Linked DNA regions of Mus musculus: region 1 is linked to region 2. The links are chromatin loops, found by intact Hi-C in ENCODE. Cell type or tissue: heart. All regions are shown on one strand. Each heading gives the region's core, and the rest is flanking DNA. Links, peaks and the distances in the headings are about the cores only. Region 1 holds the start of Tnfrsf1a (tumor necrosis factor receptor superfamily, member 1a). Region 2 holds the start of Gapdh (glyceraldehyde-3-phosphate dehydrogenase).

Evidence for each region. Hi-C counts contacts between places; a loop is a spot of excess contacts. Peaks named below come from ENCODE experiments on the same cell type or tissue, not always from the same donor. Only the 100,000 strongest peaks of a DNase experiment are listed, where the experiment ranks them.
Region 1: it touches region 2 in a loop (6-fold over the local background); 1 of 42 quality-filtered maps calls a loop at or near these places.

What each region holds. Positions count from the first base shown.
Region 1 is chr6:125,347,505-125,352,870 of GRCm38, reverse strand. It overlaps Tnfrsf1a (tumor necrosis factor receptor superfamily, member 1a), which reads right to left and starts at 3,148. Exons shown (of 10, transcript NM_011609.4): 1 at 2,809-3,148. The coding sequence starts at 2,847. In heart, for the core only: no CTCF peak of the experiment used is centred there; DNase peaks (open chromatin) are centred at 980, 1,250, 3,150, 3,560 and 2 weaker places; H3K4me3 peaks cover 2,520 bases; H3K27ac peaks cover 3,077 bases.
Region 2 is chr6:125,163,256-125,168,621 of GRCm38, reverse strand. Gapdh (glyceraldehyde-3-phosphate dehydrogenase) reads left to right here and starts at 2,849. Exons shown (of 7, transcript NM_008084.3): 1 at 2,849-3,070; 2 at 3,311-3,351; 3 at 5,186-5,366. The coding sequence starts at 3,329. Ncapd2 (non-SMC condensin I complex, subunit D2) reads left to right here. Exons shown (of 32, transcript NM_146171.1): 31 at 1-32; 32 at 303-615. The coding sequence ends at 388. In heart, for the core only: no CTCF peak of the experiment used is centred there; DNase peaks (open chromatin) are centred at 1,611, 2,031, 2,961, 3,581 and 2 weaker places; H3K4me3 peaks cover 4,478 bases; H3K27ac peaks cover 5,000 bases.

The DNA of each region.
Region 1 (5,366 bases), core at 267-5,266, 180 kb before region 2:
CACAGTGGTGTCTCAGGGCTTCACTATGTGGCTCAGGCTGCCACGAACCTTCTGGTTCAAGTGATGTGCCTGCCTCAAACCTTTGCAGGGGCTGAGGCTACCTACATAGTTTCTTATCTACATTCAGGCTTCAACTTGTACCACCTGGGTGTGAATCTTCCTCTGCACCTCCAGGGCCTGGCTTCAAACATCATTTCCATGGATAAATCCTTCCATGAGCACATACATCTGAGAAACTCACTGTTCTTTGGAACACAGTCTGGCCAGACTGCTTGGTGGATAGCAAAGGAGGAAGGGGAGGGAGGAGGGAGGGAGGGAGGGAGGAAGGGAGGGAGAGAGGGAGGGAAAGAGGAAAACAGGCCCCCACCTAGGTCCTTAAGCATGACTCTTTATTTCTTTTTGGTGTTTTTAAGACACAGTCTCAGTCATCCAGGCTGGCCTCCAGCTCCCTATATAGCCAAAACTGGGCCTCGATCTGAGCACTGGCCTCCATCTCCCAAGTTCCAGGATAACAGGCATGCCCCAAGGTGACTGGCTCAAGGTTCTTTTTCACAAACGCCAGAGTGCCCTTCTCTCTCTGTCACATTTCTCAACATGGCCACTCCACCCCGAGCTGAGATGTTCAGCTTCTGTGACTTCAAAGTCCCACCTCTCCATTCCCCCAACCCAGGCGCCCAACTCCTCTGTTCTTCCTCCTCCTGGCTTCTGCACACCAGTTCCAAGTCCTCCTTTCTATGCAACACCCGCCTTGTTCCCATCTGACCAATCTCTTGTTCCTGAATTGATTAAGCCATTAGTCAACGGTCAAGGTTTCTTTTTCAGGGCCTGGATAGGTGCTGGGGATGGGACATAGCTCACAGTTTCAAGAGCTCTCCATGAGCCAAAGATGATAACACACTATGAGCCTTAGGGTCTATGCAGGCAAGCTCAGCCCAGCAGACAGGCAAAGGCCATTAAGCAAGAAGACAGTTGGCATATAGCCCACCCTCCTCCCCCAGTTCTGCCTCTGGGATAGTACATCACCAAGGCCTTGGAACGTCTTTTCCTCCAGAGTATTCTAAAGTCATTTCCACTCCTGTACTGAAACTTTTTAAAAATAGCAAAGTCTTCTTGGCCTTGCCACATCCCTGCCACGGCCATCACTGCCTCATGACCTCAGCACCTCGTCCTACCTGAACACCTCACAGGCACTGTGCTCTGTACTGATAAGGCAGTGGCCAGCCCCATGTAGACTTCAGTAGCCTTCCGTGTGCCTTGTCTTCAGGATCTGCTTCTGTTCACGGTGCCCCCACCCTCACCTGGGCCTCCACAACTGGCTCAGCCTCTCTCCTCTACCTAGCTGGGCCACTGCACTCTGACAGTTATTGTGACATCTACCGTCACAATGAGTAGTGACGTGAGTAGTGACGAGTATCACTGCTAGAGATGAGAAGAGAGAAGCCAAGCTGAGTCCTTTCTGTTTGTGGCATACTTCTTACTCCCCTTTGGGATCATTCACCTAATCTGAATTGGACCTAGCAGGGAAGGAAATGAATAAATATTTAACACAAATCCATCTACTCAATCTTAATAACAACTATGAGGTACTGATCATTGTAGACATTTTGGAAATAAAAGAAACAAAAAGCGGGGGAGTCACATCACATGCCTGCGTTCATGAGGGTAAGGGTGCTGGGCTGAGCCCTAAATCCAGGTGATCTACCCCTAAAGAGAAAAGAATTAAGTGGGTGGGGGAGTTGGAGAACAGCCAGAGGGGCAGCCTTGACAAGTCTCCCAGGAGAGACTGGGAGACAGGACAGGACCAGGAGAAGGGAGGTGACACCCAGGCAGGGTTCTAGGACCACTGCTTTAGAATGGTGTGTAGAGAAAGGGAAGGGAATAGACACAAAGGAGCCACCCCCACCCCCCCACCCCACCCCCGCAAGGAGGCTCTGGAGACTGACCAGAAGAGAATGAGGAGTGAAAGGGGAGGGAGAAAAAGGCAGGTCTCAGGGATAACGCTGGGCCAGGGAGAGGCAGGACCCAGAGAACACTGCGCCGATGGTACAGCCCACCCAGACAGCCAGGGAGCCCCCAGGATCTACACAGAATAATTATGGACACACAGAAATCAAGAGAACATGAACACTAGGCCGAGGCCAGAGAAAAGTACATTTTCCAGTGACGAAAACAAGCTGCTACCAACTTCCCCAATTGGAACTGTGGAATTGGAAACCGTGAGACTGACTTTTGGGTCTGTGGGGAGGGAGCAGGAGGATACATGGCCTAGATAAAGAGGTATTAGCTACTTAAGGAGGGTCACGCCAGGAGGGACCTCTTGTCTGGAAGCAGAAATGGAGGCGGCAGAAGGTCAGAGGCTGTCTCAGGGAGAAGTCTGGGACCGGAAGGCTGCCCAGCTTTGTCCAGTTTCGGGTCCACTCCCAAGCACGCTTTCCCAAACTCGTCCCGCCAAAGCGGTTCTCCTAGCACCCAGTCTTCCAACACCCTGCCCCACGCTGTTCAACCTCGGCCAGAGAAAGAAGGCTTCTCCGTCTAACTCCACTGGCCGAGCAGCTGGCCTGACCACAGCCCAACACGGGCCAGGACCTTGACTGTCAGGGGCCCAGGCTTGCCAGCTTGGCTTGCCAGATTCTCTCCCTCTCAGATTTCTCCCTTCCACATCTCAGGGCAGCCCCAGGTGAGGCACAGCAAACCTGGCGTCAAACTAAAGCACAGAAGCCCCTGCCCCCATCTCTACCCCTAGTACAAGCCCACTCCTGCCCGGCGCCTCGCTAGCAACCCACCCTCCCCTCCAGTCTCCCATCTCACCAGTGACAGCAGCAGGCCAGGCACGGTGGGGAGACCCATGTCCGGCCGGCAGTGGCCTCTCACTCCCCCATTGGGGCTGGGGACAGGGCAGCAATTGACAACGCTCGTGAATGAAGTAAGATGATCGGACCAGGTGGCCCGGGCGATGGCAGCCTGGGCCTCGAGTTCGAGAAGCTGAAAGTCAGAGGCAGATAGAGATCAGGGTACGGTCCTCCAGGACCTCGCACCCAGTAGGCCCGATCATGAGCCAGAGTTCGGAAAACTCGGAGAAAATTTAAGCTGAGGGGAGAGAGAAGGTAGGAGGGGAAGGGAGAGTGGCGGGGGTGGTGTTGCAAGAGCGGGACCGGAAGAGCCTGGGGAGAGGCGAGGGAGGAGGAGGGAGGGAACTAGGAGGAGTGAGGAGAGGGCCAAGGTTCTTTAACGCTTTGTAGCCCGGGTCCCGTAGCTTGGCGCCCCAAACCCACTTAACACCACTTAAGAGCTTGAGAGTCCACAGAATTCCAGTTCGGACTCCTTTGCTTTTGAAGTGGGTGAGCTTAGACCGGTGGACTAACCCCTCTAAGCCTGTTGTCAATTTCACGGAAGGAAGCCAGCCCACCTATCTCACGGGACGGCAGGCGGGAGTTATTAGGGGGAGGGCAATATCTGATGCTCGCCCGCCGAGAACTCCTTTGCTTCGCGCTCTCCCTCCCTCTGAGTTCCCTCTAATCGCACTTTCTTGGACGTTTACCCAGTCAGCCCAAACCGGGAGGGAAATCAAATGTTCTTTTCTACCCTGCCTGGGTCCTGACCCAAGGTCACTCCCACTGACTCTCATCTGTGTCTTCCAGACAAGTCCCTCAGCTGCCCACCATGGCTCGGTCACCAACGGTGGGGCACGGGTGAGGGGGTGTCAGGCAGCACCCTCTCCTAAGCCTTGGTTGTCTCCCCAGTTGTTAATTTGGAGTGAAAAGTGCCTGCCCTGACATAGCAAAGAGAAGCCATGAGAATTCAGGCTTCTGTAAAGGGCTCCCAGGGCCCCCTTTCCAACCTGTGTGAAATAGGGTTTCATTTAGCCCAAGCCGGCTGGCCTCAAACTCACTGTCTAGCTGAGGCTGGCCTTGTACTTCTCATCCTCCCACCTCCTACCTGCTGAGACTACAGGTGTGCACCACCACACCCAGCTCTAGATATCCTGATGCATCCGTTGGGACTGACCTCAAAGATAGTTATACCACAGTCTGTAGCTTTAGGGGTGAGGAAAAAGCCACGGGACTCTGCACACTGGGAGGCTGATCTCGGAGAATCAGGATGCCAGCCGAGCTCCTACTGCAAGGCCCACAGTTCTCTCTGTCCTTTTGAGTAAGACCTTACCTTCTGATAGCATCCCTTACTAGGGATGGCTGCCTCCTGCCATCCCCATTTGGGCAGGTCTTCAGTGCAATGGAACCCTGTAACACCCGGACACTATTCACTCGAGTGCCCTTGAGACTCAATGACCTTCTTTATGCATGCCAGTTCAACCAACCTGCGGTCCTTTAAAAGCAGCTGAGACTTTGAGACTTGGAGGGAAAACCCAGGAATAGGGGCATAGGGCTTGGGGACTTGGAACCAGAGCTCCTGGCCCTTCTCCCTGTGAGCTACCCTGACTTCCAACCTCCAGTATCCTAACCCTGCTGTCTCCTCTCCTCTGTGACCCTGAAGGCAGAGCGGAAGACCAGCTGGAGGTGTCCCTGCTGCTGGAAGCTCACCCCCCTCTATCAGACTGGCCAGTTTTCAATGGGAGCAAGCCAGGAAAAAGAAATGGTGTGTGTGGGTATGTGGTCGGGGGTGGAGGTGGGGCTTCCCCAGCATAGATGAGGCCTTAAGTTTATCCCCAGCACACACACACACACACACACACACACACATACACACACACACACACAAATAGACACAAAACACACTAGCACATTTCTCAAGGCTAGTTTGGTGGTAAGATTCATATTAATATTAGAAGTGTTTGCCACATGTTAAGAATCCTACAATATCAATAATTTGAAAATAATAATTAACAACTCTTCAAGGTCCCATGCTTAATATTACAAGGAACTTTTAATGGTCTATCTGTGCAAACTGCCAAAGCCATTATTACTTAGAAGTTGGAACAAAAGGGGACTTTCCTTCAGGGCTTAGGATAAACGCTGATTTTTCTTAGCACCTTTGAAGCTTTGAGACAACAGGGTACTAGCATGCTCCATAAAACTCGGTTTAAGACCGTAAAAGCAGGTGAATTTGAGGACATGAAAAGCCAGCTAGTTTTACAGAGGAGATATGAGTAAGAGTAAGAGTAGAAAAGGCATCGGCCGGAGAGATGGCTCAGTAGTTAAAAGTACTTGTTGCTCTTGCAAAGGTTCAGGGTTGGGTTCCCAGCACCCACATAGCAGCTTATAATTGTCACTAATTCCAGTTCCAAGGGATCAGACACCCTCTCCTGGCCTCAGGTATGCATGTGGTATACAGAGATGCATGCAGGCAAAGAGCCATACGTATAAAATAAAAATAGTAAATCTTAAAATAAAAAATAACTGAAAAGATGG
Region 2 (5,366 bases), core at 77-5,076:
TGTCTTCTTGAGTGACGAGTCCAGTGAGGACGGTATGATACACCCTCCCAACAGATCAGCTGCCTGTGTGGGGTCTTCCAGTGGGGCTTGCCTAGCTGTGGATTCATTCTTCCTGGCCATGTCTTCCTCACTATGCAGCTCGGCTGACTTTCACAGTGTGCCGTGTGCGTGTGTGTTTGTGTGTGTGTTTGTGTGTGTGTGTGCACACGTGTGCGCGTGCGCACGCGCGCATGTGTTTACTTTGAGATCCATTTTGCCCCATCTTTATGACTCAGCTTTTGTTCCTATAATTCTTTGAATAGAACTTTCAGCAGAGATGACAGAAGAAGAGACACCCAAGAGAACCACCCCCATCCGCAGAGCATCTGGGCGAAGACACAGGTCCTAGGAGCTGCCTTTGCCTACTCCCGTCCCTGCCGTGCAGGGTATCTTACTGGATGATCTTGGATTCAGTGCCCCCCCCCCCTTGTAGAAGTGCTTGTTGTCTGTGGTTTTAACATGGAAATGGCCTTTGCATTGAGGTCTTTCTCTTAGAGCCCTGCTGCCACTTTCCCTTTCTCCGAGCCTGTGCCAATTGCTGTTTTCTAATGAATAAATGTTTTTATAGACTTTTAAGCATCCTGTCCTGGCTGGTCTGTCCCATCCTTAGCCCTGAGCTGTGTCTGGATCTTCATGGCCCCTGTGGTGCCTCATCCTTGCACAACTGAAACTCTGCTGTGCAGAATTATGCGGTTTCTAGGTTCACGTGAACAGTTCTCAGCAGTCTGGGGTACTTTGCACCCCAGAAAACATTCGGTAATACCTAGAGACTTATTTCTGTTTGCCTTGTGGGGCAGGGGGCTGCAGTGAAAGCCTTAAGATGAAGGCCACCTTCATGCACATTGTGCCCCATAACACAGCATGTCAGGAGTACACAACTTGAGAAATGCTGCTCTAGACCTAAGGTTTGTTTCCTCTGTGCGCCCCACCCCATCCCCCGAAGACTGGCAAATGACTCAGCCTGGCTAATGGCAGAGATTATGAACCCCACTCAGTTCTATAGGTGACAAGGTCCATCGCCCCAGAGCCAGTCCTTCACTACACTAAGGGGTCTGCAGGAGGTCCAGCTGTAAGCCATGCTGTGTGCCCACCATCCCCAAGCCCTTAATCTGCTGAGTCACTTGGAGCAGGAGGCACAACTGCTGTTTCTGCTGCCATGACAACAGCACAGTGCTGCTGAAGTGCTCCCTACCTCTTGGTGAGGGGACAGTAATGATAGATGACAGGCGTGAGGCAAAAGGGAAGGTGCACCTCTGAAACACTAGGTTAGGGCTGGGCTATGGAAGGGCTCTTTGGGTAGGAAAAGGGTTAACGCTGTGCATAGAGCCTCGGTAGGAAGGCAGAAAAGGGACTCTGAATCTGCCATGCCTCTCCTCCCCACCACTGCGCTGGGGCCACTCCCACCCTTCCCACCCTGTTCATCTGGCCTGCTCCCCGCTCATGGGAAGCCTGGGCACGGGCCACACAGCTGTCAGTCTAACACAGCCTTGGCTCTGGGGCCCCAAGGAGGTAGGGCAATCTGGAAGGGCAAGGAGCCAAGACTAGATTTGGGGTGCAGCCCAGCGTGCTCCCTGCCTTTTAAGCAAAGGTTATCACCAGGCCAGCTAAACTTAGCAATAGGCTCTTGAGCTAGATGAGCAGGGGGCTGGTTTCATGTTGCACTGGCCTAGCAAAGAGGCGCCAGAGTCCCCCTGCCCTGCACCTGCTACAGTGCTCCCAAGCCCTTCCACCCTTCCCAGCCTCCCTACCCTTCGGAGTGAAGAATCCCGGTCTCGAAAAGACAAAATAAAACCAAAGAATGCCTTTTCTCCCTTCCACTTGTGGCAAGAGGCTAGGGGCTTCCCTGTCCTGGCTCAGGGGTATAATATTTCCTCTCCTGTGTTCTCCCCTCACTGATCTCACCCTGTGTCCACGAGGGCAGCCAAAAAAGGAGAGTCCCTGGCTCCAGGGCCAGTCAGCACGTCCCTGGATGGGGAGGGACTTCCGCCCTCACGTCCCAACTCTCCACCCTGGGGCTACAGTGGGTGAAAGGGGCAGTGTCTCCTAGCCTGGGCGGGGCAGCTCTCAGGTTCCGAGGAGGGATACTATAGGAGGCCTCTGAGCCTCCTCCAATTCAACCCTTAAGAGGGATGCTGCCCTTACCCCGGGGTCCCAGCTTAGGTTCATCAGGTAAACTCAGGAGAGTGTTTGTAAGTCTCAATTATCAGGTTTCCAGGCTGCAGGGCATCCTGACCTATGGCGTAGCAATCTCCTTTTCAAGCGTCTTCCTGGCCACCCCCTTGCCCTCACAGCGCGGTACACAAGCCAGGCCTCTGGCCAAAGACAGAAGCCAGGAGGGGGGGGGGGGCAGATAGGGAAATGGGGCTCCTGAGGGCTCCCGCGGGAGGAAAAGTGCCCCCACCCTGGCATTTTCTTCCACTCTTTTTTTTTTCGGGGGGGGGGGTTGCTGTGTCACTACCGAAGAACAACGAGGAGAAGATCCTCAACTTTTCCGCAGCCTTTTCAATAATGGGGAGAGGTTCGATGATGCAGTGGCAGGGAGACCCACACTTCTCCATTTCCCCTGTTCTCCCATTTTACTCGGGAAGCAGCATTCAGGTCTCTGGGTCCTGGATGTCCTTGGTGCACACTCCAAGGACTCCTCGTCCTTAAGTTCATAGTCTGTATTCCCTGAGTCCTATCCTGGGAACCATCACCCGGTCACCTCCTGAGCGGGGCAATCTCAGCTCCCCTCCCCCTATCAGTTCGGAGCCCACACGCTTGGTGCGTGCACATTTCAAAAATGAGGCGGGTCCAAAGAGAGGGAGGAGGGGAAATGAGAGAGGCCCAGCTACTCGCGGCTTTACGGGTGCACGTAGCTCAGGCCTCTGCGCCCTTGAGCTAGGACTGGATAAGCAGGGCGGGAGGCGGGGCGCGCGTCATCAGCTCCCCCCCACCATCCGGGTTCCTATAAATACGGACTGCAGCCCTCCCTGGTGCTCTCTGCTCCTCCCTGTTCCAGAGACGGCCGCATCTTCTTGTGCAGTGCCAGGTGAAAATCGCGGAGTGGGCCGCAGGAGGCCGGGGACAGTCGGAAACTGGGAAGGGGAGTGGGCACTGTACGGGTCTAGGGATGCTGGTGCGAAGTGTGCAAGCCGGACCCAGGCTCCGCATTGCAGGGGGGGGATGATGGAGGACGTGATGGGGCGCACGGCGGGAATGGAGGCGGGGTGGGGGAGGGGACTGCCTGGTGTCCTTCGGGCCACGCTAATCTCATTTTCTTCTCCTGCAGCCTCGTCCCGTAGACAAAATGGTGAAGGTCGGTGTGAACGGGTGAGTTCCAGGGCGGGGCCCTGCTCCGTTGCCTACGCAGGTCTTGCTGACCCGGGGGCTCTGCAGTACTGTGGGGAGGTGGATGAGGTGGCCGAAGCGCCCAAGGAGACCTCAAGGTCAGCGCTCGGACCTGGCGATGGCTCGCACTTGCGGCCCCCAGCTGCTGCACCTCTGGTAACTCCGCCTTTGCGGGGATGAGCGGCCCGGAGTCTTAAGTATTAGGAACAACCCCACGCGCCCGTTCAGACCCATCCCGTAATCCCCAGTCCGGGGCTTCTTTCTTTACTTTCGCGCCCTGAGGAGTCACGTGCCAGGAGGGAAGCCCCTCCCCCATCTCCCCCTTCCTCGGGGTCGGTGGCATGGCGTTGTGAGGTGCATACCTTTGCGCATCATCTCCCAGGCTTGGGCTTCCTTTAGGGTAACTGGCCGCCGCCATGTTGCAAACGGGAAGGAAATGAATGAACCGCCGTTATGAAATCTTGCTTAGGCCTTCCTTCTTCCTAGCTTGTGACTAACCTCATTCCTCTCGGCTGGGTGGAGTGTCCTTTATCCTGTAGGCCAGGTGATGCAAGGCTTCCGTGCTCTCGAGAGAGTTCTACCTCACAATCTGTCTCACCTTATTAGCCTTAAAAGCCCTTGAGCCTTATTGTCCTCGGGCATAATGCGTATTCTAGATTATTCTCTGAAAATCAAAGCGGACTTACAGAGGTCCGCTTGACCTCCCAACCCCAGAGGTAGTTATGGCGTAGTGCAGAGCCGTGGGATGGGGAGCTGAGTCATGGTGGTTCTGAAAAGAAATTTTCCACCACAAAATGGCTCCTGTAGTAGCAGCCCCTTCCATCCCCTGCACTTCCCATCACAGCCTCGCACTGACCCAGGCCCTATAGGCCAGGATGTAAAGGTCATTAAGAGGATTGGGTGTCCCTGCGCCTCAGAATCCTGCCCTTCTCCCCGTTCCATCCTCCAGAAACCAGATCTCTCCACTCCGCCCTGATCTGAGGTTAAATTTAGCCGTGTGACCTTTCTGGATCTGGGGTCTGAGCGGGCTCTCCACCCTGCTCCCCCTACACACATCTGTTGCTCCGGCTCTCATTTTTGCCCGAGAAGAACAGGTGTTTCGCGAACGAGCCCTGGGATTAGGGTTGGAAACCCCCCACATGTTTTCTCAGTCTTTCCCCTTAGTTCGAGGGACTTGGAGGACACAGGTGGGCCCGCCCTGTGCTGCTCACGCTGACCTTTAGCCTTGCCCTTTGAGCTTGCTGATGAATGAGTTCACAGGTCTGCCCTGTCCAGGGGGTGTAGCCTGAAGTCCAGCCATGCTGGAACAAACTTCCCAGGGCATGAGTGATGGGGGTGATGTGCCAAGCTTGTACCCAGACTGGGGCAAACTGCCACTTCTTAAGAGACTTAGAATGACTTGGAGGAGGTTTGCTGGGCAAGCAATCACCTCTTGGACAGGAAAGAAACCTCCACTTTATAACCGTGCTATAAAAGCCCTGCCAGGCCTCGGCTGCTCAAAGAATATAAAATTAGATCTCTTTGGACTTTCTAGGGTGGGAACAGTCTATATTTGGGTTGTACATCCAAGCATTCAACTAGCTTTATTAAAGGGAATTCTGAACAAAACATGAACTTCCTGATGCATACATTTCTAATGTACTGTGTCTGCATAAAGGCTTGTACCTTTGTTGTGGTACGTGCATAGCTGATGGCTGCAGGTTCTCCACACCTATGGTGCAACAGTATTCCACTCTGAAGAACATGAGATAGCCTGGGGCTCACTACAGACCCATGAGGAGTTCTGATCTCAGCTCCCCTGTTTCTTGTCTTTCAGATTTGGCCGTATTGGGCGCCTGGTCACCAGGGCTGCCATTTGCAGTGGCAAAGTGGAGATTGTTGCCATCAACGACCCCTTCATTGACCTCAACTACATGGTCTACATGTTCCAGTATGACTCCACTCACGGCAAATTCAACGGCACAGTCAAGGCCGAGAATGGGAAGCTTGTCATCAAC